2 separate regions of the Mus musculus genome follow, and region 1 is linked to region 2. The links are chromatin loops, found by intact Hi-C in ENCODE. Cell type or tissue: heart. All regions are shown on one strand. Links, peaks and the distances in the headings refer to the core of each region. The heading gives the core; the rest is flanking DNA.

Region 1 (4,387 bases), core at 229-4,228, 400 kb before region 2:
AACGCTCTCTTTTAAAGCTCCTCTGATGAGTTCCTTGTGATTTCAGAGCCACTGACTTGTGCTATCTTTCCTCTTGCATGCTAAGCTTTTGTGAGCTTTTTGGGATCACCAAAGCCTTTGATGTATTTTGATGCTTTTTCTTTTCAGAGGCTTTTAGGGGCTTTCCCTTGATCTGGCGTGAAATGCTTCCTGTCCAGAAGGAAATTATGACTCTTGAATGTGTTGGCTCCTCTCTCAACAGAGCACACACTTTCAGGGGCACAGTGAGCACAAGCGGGTGGGGAACACGCTGTATCCAGGAGGAGCCAGCCCTTGCCCCTGCATGAAGCATTGGAGCGACTGTCAGTCAGAAGTGTGCACCCATCCCTAGCCAAATGCCAGCCAGTGGGAGTTCTCTTGCTTTGGATCTGACTGTGGCTCCTAGTAACCCAGCTTTGCCGTCCACCCCAATGACTGCCCAACCCCCCTCCTATAAGTTTCCAATTGGCACCAGCGTTAGTTGGCACCAGCGTCTGCTGCTTGTATCCTCAGCATCTTGGCTAATACAAGGGGACTCAGGTGGGTCATCCTGAGCCTCTGGGGGGGGGGTGTTTTCAGAGTCCAAGTTCAGTACCCCAACGATAGGGGCAGGCAGAGAGAGCATAGTAAGGTTTTGTGGTCTCTCTCTCCAAACCCCACTGCCTCTCAACAGGTCATCCACTCTTCCATGGGGACAGCGCTATTCCAAAAAGGCAGGGGTACTGATTAAGGAGCTGAGAATGTGGCCTGGAAGCTGGTAGCCCCTGATGGTCATTCATCCATTGTAAAAGGAATGGGGGACAGCAACCTGGTTTGAAAAGGAGGCTTGGGGCTATAACTTACAGCTGACTAAACAATGCTAGATGCATTTACCGTGTCTGTGTCTGTGTGTGTGTGTGTGTGTGTGTGCAGACGCGCACGCTTGCTTCCAGAAGTCAGAAGTTCCATAGCTTGCAGGTGTCAGTTCTCTCTGTCGGTTTGGGGAAATCAAACTCAGGTCATTAGGCCTCGGAGCAAAGACTTTTACCAACTGAGCCACCTCACAGGCTATACTGGATAGACTTATATCAACCTGACCCAAGCTAAAGTTATCTGAAGAAAATGCCTCCAGATAATTAGATCCAGTTTTAAGGTAATTTGTTAATTAGTGATTGATAGCAGAGGGCTCAGCCCATTGTAAGTGGTTCCATCCCTGGGCCGGTGGTCCTGAGTTCTATTGAAAAAAGCAGGCTGAGCAAGCCACAGGAAGCAAGCCTGTAAGCAGCACCCTCCATGGCCTCTGCATCAGCTCCTGTTTTGTCACAGCAATAGGGACCCTAACTAAGTCACCAGCTCAGGGTTGCTTTTGTGAAGTTTGAAGTAGCCACGCTAGCCTTGAACTCCCTATGTGGTCAAGAATGACCTTGAATTTCTAATCCTGCTGCCTCCACCTGCCCAGTTTATGGGGCTGAGGCTGACCCAGGGCTTTAAGTATGCTAAGCAGGCTATCTTCTGATTGGATTACACCCCCAGGCTTGCTTCTTTTTGTTTTGTTTTTGTTTAAGACAGGGTCTCCCTGTGGAACTCTGGCTGGCCTGGAACTACCTGTGTAGATCAGGCAGGCCTCAAGCTCACAGAGAGATGTGCCTGCCTCTTGAACACTGGCATGGAAGTCATACTACATTGTGGCTTGCTTCCTGATGGCATTTGCTGCCTACCAGGAAGCACAGAGGGCCACAGTGATGGATGCTTCGCTTGGAATTGTTCCTGAGGAAGTGAGCCTGGACTAAGGCTACTCAGGAGAGCAGTGGGGGTGGGGGTGGGGTACAGGAATCCCACCACTGCTACAGACAGAGCCAAAGCCCACCTTCTCCAGCTCTCTCCATTGTAATCTGGGTTCCTTACTTCTGGCCTCTCTAATTCCTGTCCATTTGGTAAGTGGGAGCAGGTGAGCCTTCCAAAATCCTTGGAGCAGAAAAACCTGAGCAGCTAACTGGAGTACCAAATGGACCTCCCCACCCCCCTTAATTTTAAGCCTGTAACCATTTTGCCTGCCTGTGTATCTGTGCACCATTTCGGCGCCTGGTGCCTAAAGAGGCCAGAAGAGGGCGCCAGGCCACCAACTGTTGTTACAGAAGATAGTAAGCCGAACCGCCAGTGCTCTTAACCACAGAATCTCCGTTTTAACCCCAAACAAGCCTTTTAACCTCCTAAATGCTTATTGGACCAGGCAGGCCGGTTACAATTAGATCAGTGCCTGGAGTGATCAGGCCTCACCCCCCTTCAACTGACCAAACCCTGCCATCCTGGTGCAGGGAAACAAGGTAGGGATGGTTTAGCCACACCTGTCCCAAGCCCCGTCCCTAGCTACGGCAGATGTAACCGGGTATTGTAAATGACCGGTCCTATCTCTGCATTCCCTGGCCAGTCCCAATGCCTTCCAGTCCCAATGGCCTTAAATCATGCATGTCCCCATAGCAAAGCCGTAGATCATCCTAGAGCATCTGCCCCCTCTAGAGAAGTTATAATAGAAAAGGCTTCCCCTTAGTTCCCTGGACCCACAACTTCCCAGAGCCCAGTCGCCATCTAGTGGCTGAAATGAATAAGGAGCCTGCCCCATCTGAAATGGGCTTTGCAGAATTCATCTAGTAGCTCTCTCTTGCCTGCTGCTTTCTGACTAATAACACCAGGTGTGCTCCCCCACCCCACCCTCCGCTTATCTATCTATCTATCTATCTATCTATCTATCTATCTATCTATCTATCTATCTATTTATTTATCTATTTATTATAAGACTGGGTTTCTCTGTATAACCCTGGCTGTCCTGGAACTCACTCTGTAGGCCAGGCTGGCCTTGAACTCTGAAATTTGCCTGCCTCTGCCTCCCAAGTGCTGGGATTAAAGGCATGCGCCACCACTGCCTGGTACCTTGGCTCTGTAGACCAAGCTAGTTCTGTAGACCAGGCTGGCCTTGAACTCACAGAGATCTGCCTGCCTCTGATCCTGAGTGCTGGAATTAAAGGTGGGTGCCACCATCATCTGGAAAGACTTTCAGTCCTTACTTCTGGGAACTGAATTTCTCTTATCTCCCATATTAAGCATACTCCCTCAGTCCATTGAAAGGGACTCCACACTTTAGAGAAGTAGGTGGGTGGCTCAGTGGTTAGGCACACTCACGGCTCTTCATGAGGGTCTGGGTTTGGTTCCCAGCAACCACATGTTCATTCACAACCATCAGCAACTCCAATTCCAGGGAAGCTTCTGGCTTCCGAGGGCACCAGACACACACACATGGTGCACATACATGCAGGTTATTTATTTCTTTGTTTATTTTAAGGTAAGCCAAATCCGGGCAGACTTAAAGGGGACAGAGATTGCCATCTTCCATCTTACTGTAGGTCAGGCTGAGCATGCTCTTTAGTTTCCTGTCTAGGCTCTGTGGTGACTGCTGCCTCCAGGCCAGCCTGCTCCATCTCTCAGTACCACACTGCTCACCCTCTTCTGCTTCCTAGTGTAACTTCATATAGAAGGTTGTTTCCTGCCTCTGTACTGGATACATCTTAGGGGCGGCAGCCATGGCTTATCCAGTTTCAAATGCTACCACCATCTGATGCACAGCTAAAGCAGAGGTGGAGAGTGAAGGTTGGTACCTACTTCTTTTTTTTCTTCTTTTAAAGAGGCATTTTTTATTTATTGTGTATACGTAAACTGTAGCTGTCTTCAGACACACCAGAAGAGGGCATCAGATCTCATTACAGGTGGTTGTGAGCCACCATGTGGTTGCTGGGATTTGAACTCAGGACCTCTGGAAGAACAGTCAGTGCTCTTAACCTCTGAGCCATCTCTCCAGCCCTGGTACCTACTTCTAAAAGCAATGAATTTTCCTCTATGCACTGCTTTAGCTGCCCGGCATGGCACAGGCTGTTTTCTGTTCTTTTCAGGGTTATTGGCACTTTCCAACAGGGGGAGAGGTGGTCCCATACTACCTAGGCTGCCCTTGGTCTTCCTGCATCCACATCCTAAGTGCTGGGATTACAGATGTGCATCACCTTGCCAGTTACTGTATCTGATAGTATCAAACTACCTCTGACCAGGAAAGGAGAATTCTTCTCACCTCACCGGAAAACCAAAGCTCAAAGCTAAGGAAACTTGGTTTGAGAATACACGGTGGTACAGTGATTCTGCCCCCTACTTGACCTCAGGATTCATGGTCCATCAAGTAATCTGGGGACATGTTGTGAGTTTGAGCTTCTGCTCTGGCTCAGCTATTTCCCAGTTCCTTGTCTTCTTTGAAACCATTATGCCACCTGTAAAACCCATTAGGGCTCCTTGATTAAACCAGGAGAGGGCCTTGACTTCCAATGCCTATGCACGTTTGACATCGTGAATA
Region 2 (4,387 bases), core at 208-4,207:
TCATCTGAGACACAGTTCAAACCATGGAGTGATCTAGCGAGTCCCAAGCTTGGACAGTGTCACACTGTCTCAGGAGAACCTGACAGTGGCAGGTCCTGGTACAGGCTTTGCAAGTCTGTCTGATTGAGTAAAGACATAGCAGACTTCTTGGTACTCTTTTGACCCTGAGTTCACGGCTCCCTTCCCCCCCCCTTTCCCCTCTCCCTCTCCCCCCTCTCTCCCAACTGCTTTGCCCCTGGCATTATGGCTCTTGGCTCTCCTGCTCCTCTACAGTGCTCTGCTACCTGCGGAGAAGGCATCCAGCAAAGGCAGGTGGTATGCAGGAACACTTCCAGTGCCCTCGGGCCATGCGAAGGGGTCAAGCCGGACATGGTGCAGATCTGCAGCCTGCCTGCCTGTGGAGGTGAGCAGACAGGATGGGGAGGCCCCGCCCCTTCGTTCCTCCGGCCCTGTGAATGTGTAGCAGTGTGGTCTCCTGGCCCTTTGAAATTCCAAAGACAGGTTGGGCATCCCTAATCCAGAATCCCAAATGCTGCCCAATCCAGAACTCCTGGAGTGCTCACACGCTGCCACGGATGGGCGATTCCACTCCTGACTGCAGAGGATATGGTGTGATCGAAATATCAGTACCCAGTTAGCCAGCATCCTAGAGGAGACAAAAGGACCTTCCAAGACTCTTAACACTCTTATGTACGAACCTCATTTCAGTTCCCAAATCATTTAAAACATTATACAAAATTACCTGCACATTTTGGGCCTAAGAAACCAATGGGGCCATCGGGACGGCTCAGTGGATAAAGGCACTTGCTGCCAAGGCGAGGTCTACACAGTGGAAACAGAGAGATGACTCCTCCAAAGCTGTCCCCTGACCTCTGCAAATGCTCTGTGACACCCACACTAGTACACACAGGACAAAATGCAAATAAATGAAAAAAAAACAGCTGCACCCCAGGATTAGATCTGGGGCTCACCTCCTAGAGGCCTCTTTAAGTCTATGCAAATATTGCAAATCCCAGGGGGAAGACAGTGGAAGTGCTTCTGGCCCCAAGCACTCTGGGTAAAGGATGCTCTCACCCATTTGTACTTCAGCTGCATCTGTTCACAGGAGATCTCCAGAACTCTACAGTGAAGGCGGAGGTCCAGGACCCTGTGACCAAAACAGGATACCGGGAACCCCAATCCAGGCCCCTGACTCCTGAGGACAGGATCTCAACAAGTAAGTATGGTCAGGGGCCCTTCCCCTCCCCCAGCCTTACACGCAGCCCAGGGTTTGGAGTGTTAGCAATGGAGCAGGCATAGTGTCTACGTGTCTGGGTGACCTCTGAGAATCCAAATGATGTCACTCTAGTCTATGACCTACTCTGTGATTCCCCTTTAGTCCTACGTTTGGTGTTATTCCCGTGACGGCCAAACCTGATACAGACTAAAAAGAAATCATGTAGACTTCTTCTGTTGCCAGGTTTGGTGACAAGGCACTGTCCACTGTGGTGAGGGTGTCCTGTTTTATAAACCTATATAGTACGCCCCAGAGCTCTGGATTCTCATCGTGTCTGGTTTCACACTTCTGGGAACTGTAGTCATAGAGAGGAGCTGCTTTCCCCAGAGCAGCTGAAAGAAGGAATCATGGAACTGAACCAGTGTCCTCTGCTGCTGCCTCACAGGGCTAGCAATTAATTCACCCTGTGGTCTCTCCTTTCATGTCTCTGTGGATTAAGACTTTCCCTGCGTCTACTACGACATACTTCCTAGTTACCAGGGTATTACCGCGCCTCATGCAACCCTTTGACCTCTTGGCCTCTCCTCAAAACAGAAGCTGGGCAAATTCCTCAAAGCAGTTGGGGCTCTGATTCTGGCTCTGGAGCTTTGGCGCCATCTAGTGACCATTGGCTTCTATTGTCTCTGCTCCAGAGCCTGCTCTTGATCCCAGCTGCCTGAGCCACTACGTTTCTCTAAAGAGCTTTTTTTTTCTTTTTTTTAAAGATTTATTTATTATATGTAAGTACACTGTAGCCATCCTCAGACACACCAGAAGAGGGAATCAGATCTCATTACAGATGGTTGTGAGCCACCATGTGGTGGTTGTGAATTGAACTCAGGACCTCTGGAAGAGCAAGCATCCAGTGCTCTTAAGCACCTTAGCTGCAGGGAGTAACTGGGTAGCTAGGAGAGTCTAGGGCTCCATCTTCTTCCTAGAGCAGGGTTCTCATGCTTGGTTGAATCTAGACTTACCTCAGTGTCTAGGCCCTAGCCCAGACTCCCCAGGTAGAGCTTCCTGGATAAAGACCAGCGTAGCTGAGTATATGGTTGAACTAGACAGAGCTATATAGCTCTTCCTACGCACTGGAAGTTGTTGGAGGGTTCTCTAAAACAGTTTTGCCCCATCGTAGAGGTGCTGGCTCAGTAGGTCTGCACAGTGTTTGACAATTAGCCTTACCACCAAGGTTCTAATGATGCTGATACTGTGTTTGTGACGGGGAGGCAGGATGGTCCGTTTAGTTTCTCTTCCCTGTGGAAGGGTCTGACCTCCTGGGTGGAATGAGCTATGTAGTGATTCCAGCTGGGACAGAAGGAGGAAAGATGTCCCCTCCTGATGGGCACCCTTCGTGTATGTATGTACAGTGGAGCCCTGTGTGCGAGACAGATCCGTCTTCTGCCGAATGGAAGTGTTGGACCGTTACTGCACCATCCCCGGCTACCACCGTCTATGCTGTGAGTCTTGCATAAAGAAGACCTCAGGCCCCAATGCCAGCCTGGCCTTACCACCCACCTTCTCCACTCCTGGGAGTCTCTTGCCAGCACCCAAGGCCACCCTGGAGGATGTGAAGTCTACAAGGGGGCCAACCAGCCTGGAAGATCATCGGCAAAGCCAGCCCACACAGCTACCAGATGTGGCGGACAGGATCTCCCCAGTGACTCAGTATCCGGTCACCCCCCAGATGCTAAGCCCTAAAGCGTTTCCGGGCAATTCTCCTGCTACCCCACGGAGGCCACCTCAGGACTGGACCCAAACAGCTATGCCAACCTCTGAGGGTCAAGGACAGTCCAGGGAGGAACCAGGGCATGGAGGCACCAGCCTTCCCGCCACCTCCCCAGTGACATGAGCCCATCCCTCCAGTCTTTTTTACACTCTGCCTGTGGTCCCAGGGATCCTGGCTCAGAGGACTCAAGCGCAGGGGACAGGAGGTAGCACAGGTTCCCTTTTAAATTATTTGCCCTCTTGTTCTGTTTGGGGCTGTGACGCTCTTTACTCCCGTGACAGGGTTGGGGGAGGAGAGGGAGATCAGGGACTGCCCTAACCAGAAATACCTCAGCTAGCAGAGTCCGGGCTCCACTTCCCAGAGTTTTTATATGATTTGTTCCTCTAGTCTCAGTAATGCCCCTTCCCATACCCACTGGGCCATACAGGGCTGAAGCCCATGCAGGAGCCTGTCAGAGATTCTTGCTTGTCCATGACTTCTGACTACCAGGGAGGCCTGTCCAGCCATACACACACACACACACACACACACACACACACACACACACACACACACACACACCAAAGACAAAGCAGGACTCAGGAGGTAGGGCTGCACACAGGCAGACTTGGGAAGGGTCCGGGATGGATGTAGAGGTGAGGCTTCATGGCTGCAGGGTCGGGCAGGGGAGAGTTCTTCTCAGGCCTGGCTCTTGTCAGCTGATGGCTGCTAATCTCGGGCAGAGATCAGTTCACCTTTGCCGGCCATAGTGTCACTTTCGTGGCCCGATCTGTCCCTGTAGATGTCACTGCTGGTGACTCTAGGTAACAGACTGACCCTCCAATGTCACACCCAAGTCACCAGAGGAGGAGGCCTGGATACACAGCTTTGACATCCAGGAGTTAACAAGCTGGGGCTTGGTCCCTGGTTAGACCAGGATCGGTGACTTCAGTCATCACGGGGGCTTGCAGGAGACCCAGCCTGAAAGGTGACCACCGGAAAGATGTCACCTCTAAGACTGTCCCCCTCAGTCATCACTCTCTGCTGAAGTCTACTCCTCCTGGAGTTGAGGGCGGGGGCTCTTCCCTTCTGGCTTAAACTGGGCCCGAATGCGTGATGCTCAGAAGACCAGTCAGGTGGCTAGCGACTTGAGAATCCACTCAGCTGGACTGTGCAGAGGGCCCTGGCAGGATGCTAGCTGCTGTTGATCCCAGGTTAGGGTAGGGAAGATGCGTAGAGCACCTTCCATGGTCCTCAGACTCTCAGGAAATTGCCTAGACCCTCACTCAGTTTGAGGGCCAAGTGGCAGAGGTGCTTGTCTATCCACCTTCCTCCGCTGGAGGAAGGAAAGCCCCTGGCCTGCAAGCTCTGGAGAGCTGGGATGCTGGGAACTCTGCATGCTCCTCCCACTCCTGTCTCCTGCTCTGCAG

The links. A loop is a pair of places that touch in the nucleus more often than their neighbours do. Peaks named below come from ENCODE experiments on the same cell type or tissue, not always from the same donor. Only the 100,000 strongest peaks of a DNase experiment are listed, where the experiment ranks them.
Region 1: a loop joins it to region 2, with 3 times the contacts of the local background. A loop is called at or near these places in 3 of 42 quality-filtered maps.

What each region holds. Positions count from the first base shown.
Region 1 is chr10:61,600,672-61,605,058 of GRCm38, reverse strand. All of the region lies in intron 1 of Npffr1 (neuropeptide FF receptor 1), which reads right to left. Among named protein-coding and RNA genes, the nearest start is that of Npffr1, 7.6 kb to the right of the region's middle. In heart, for the core only: a CTCF peak has its summit at 2,597 (motif pointing left); no DNase peak of the experiment used is centred there; H3K4me3 peaks cover 423 bases; H3K27me3 peaks cover 885 bases.
Region 2 is chr10:61,197,192-61,201,578 of GRCm38, reverse strand. Adamts14 (a disintegrin-like and metallopeptidase (reprolysin type) with thrombospondin type 1 motif, 14) reads left to right here. Exons shown (of 22, transcript NM_001081127.2): 20 at 274-403; 21 at 1,106-1,216; 22 at 2,620-4,387. The coding sequence ends at 3,101. Among named protein-coding and RNA genes, the nearest start is that of Gm29861, 17 kb to the left of the region's middle. In heart, for the core only: a CTCF peak has its summit at 1,872 (motif pointing left); DNase peaks (open chromatin) are centred at 1,818 and 3,031; H3K27me3 peaks cover 1,500 bases.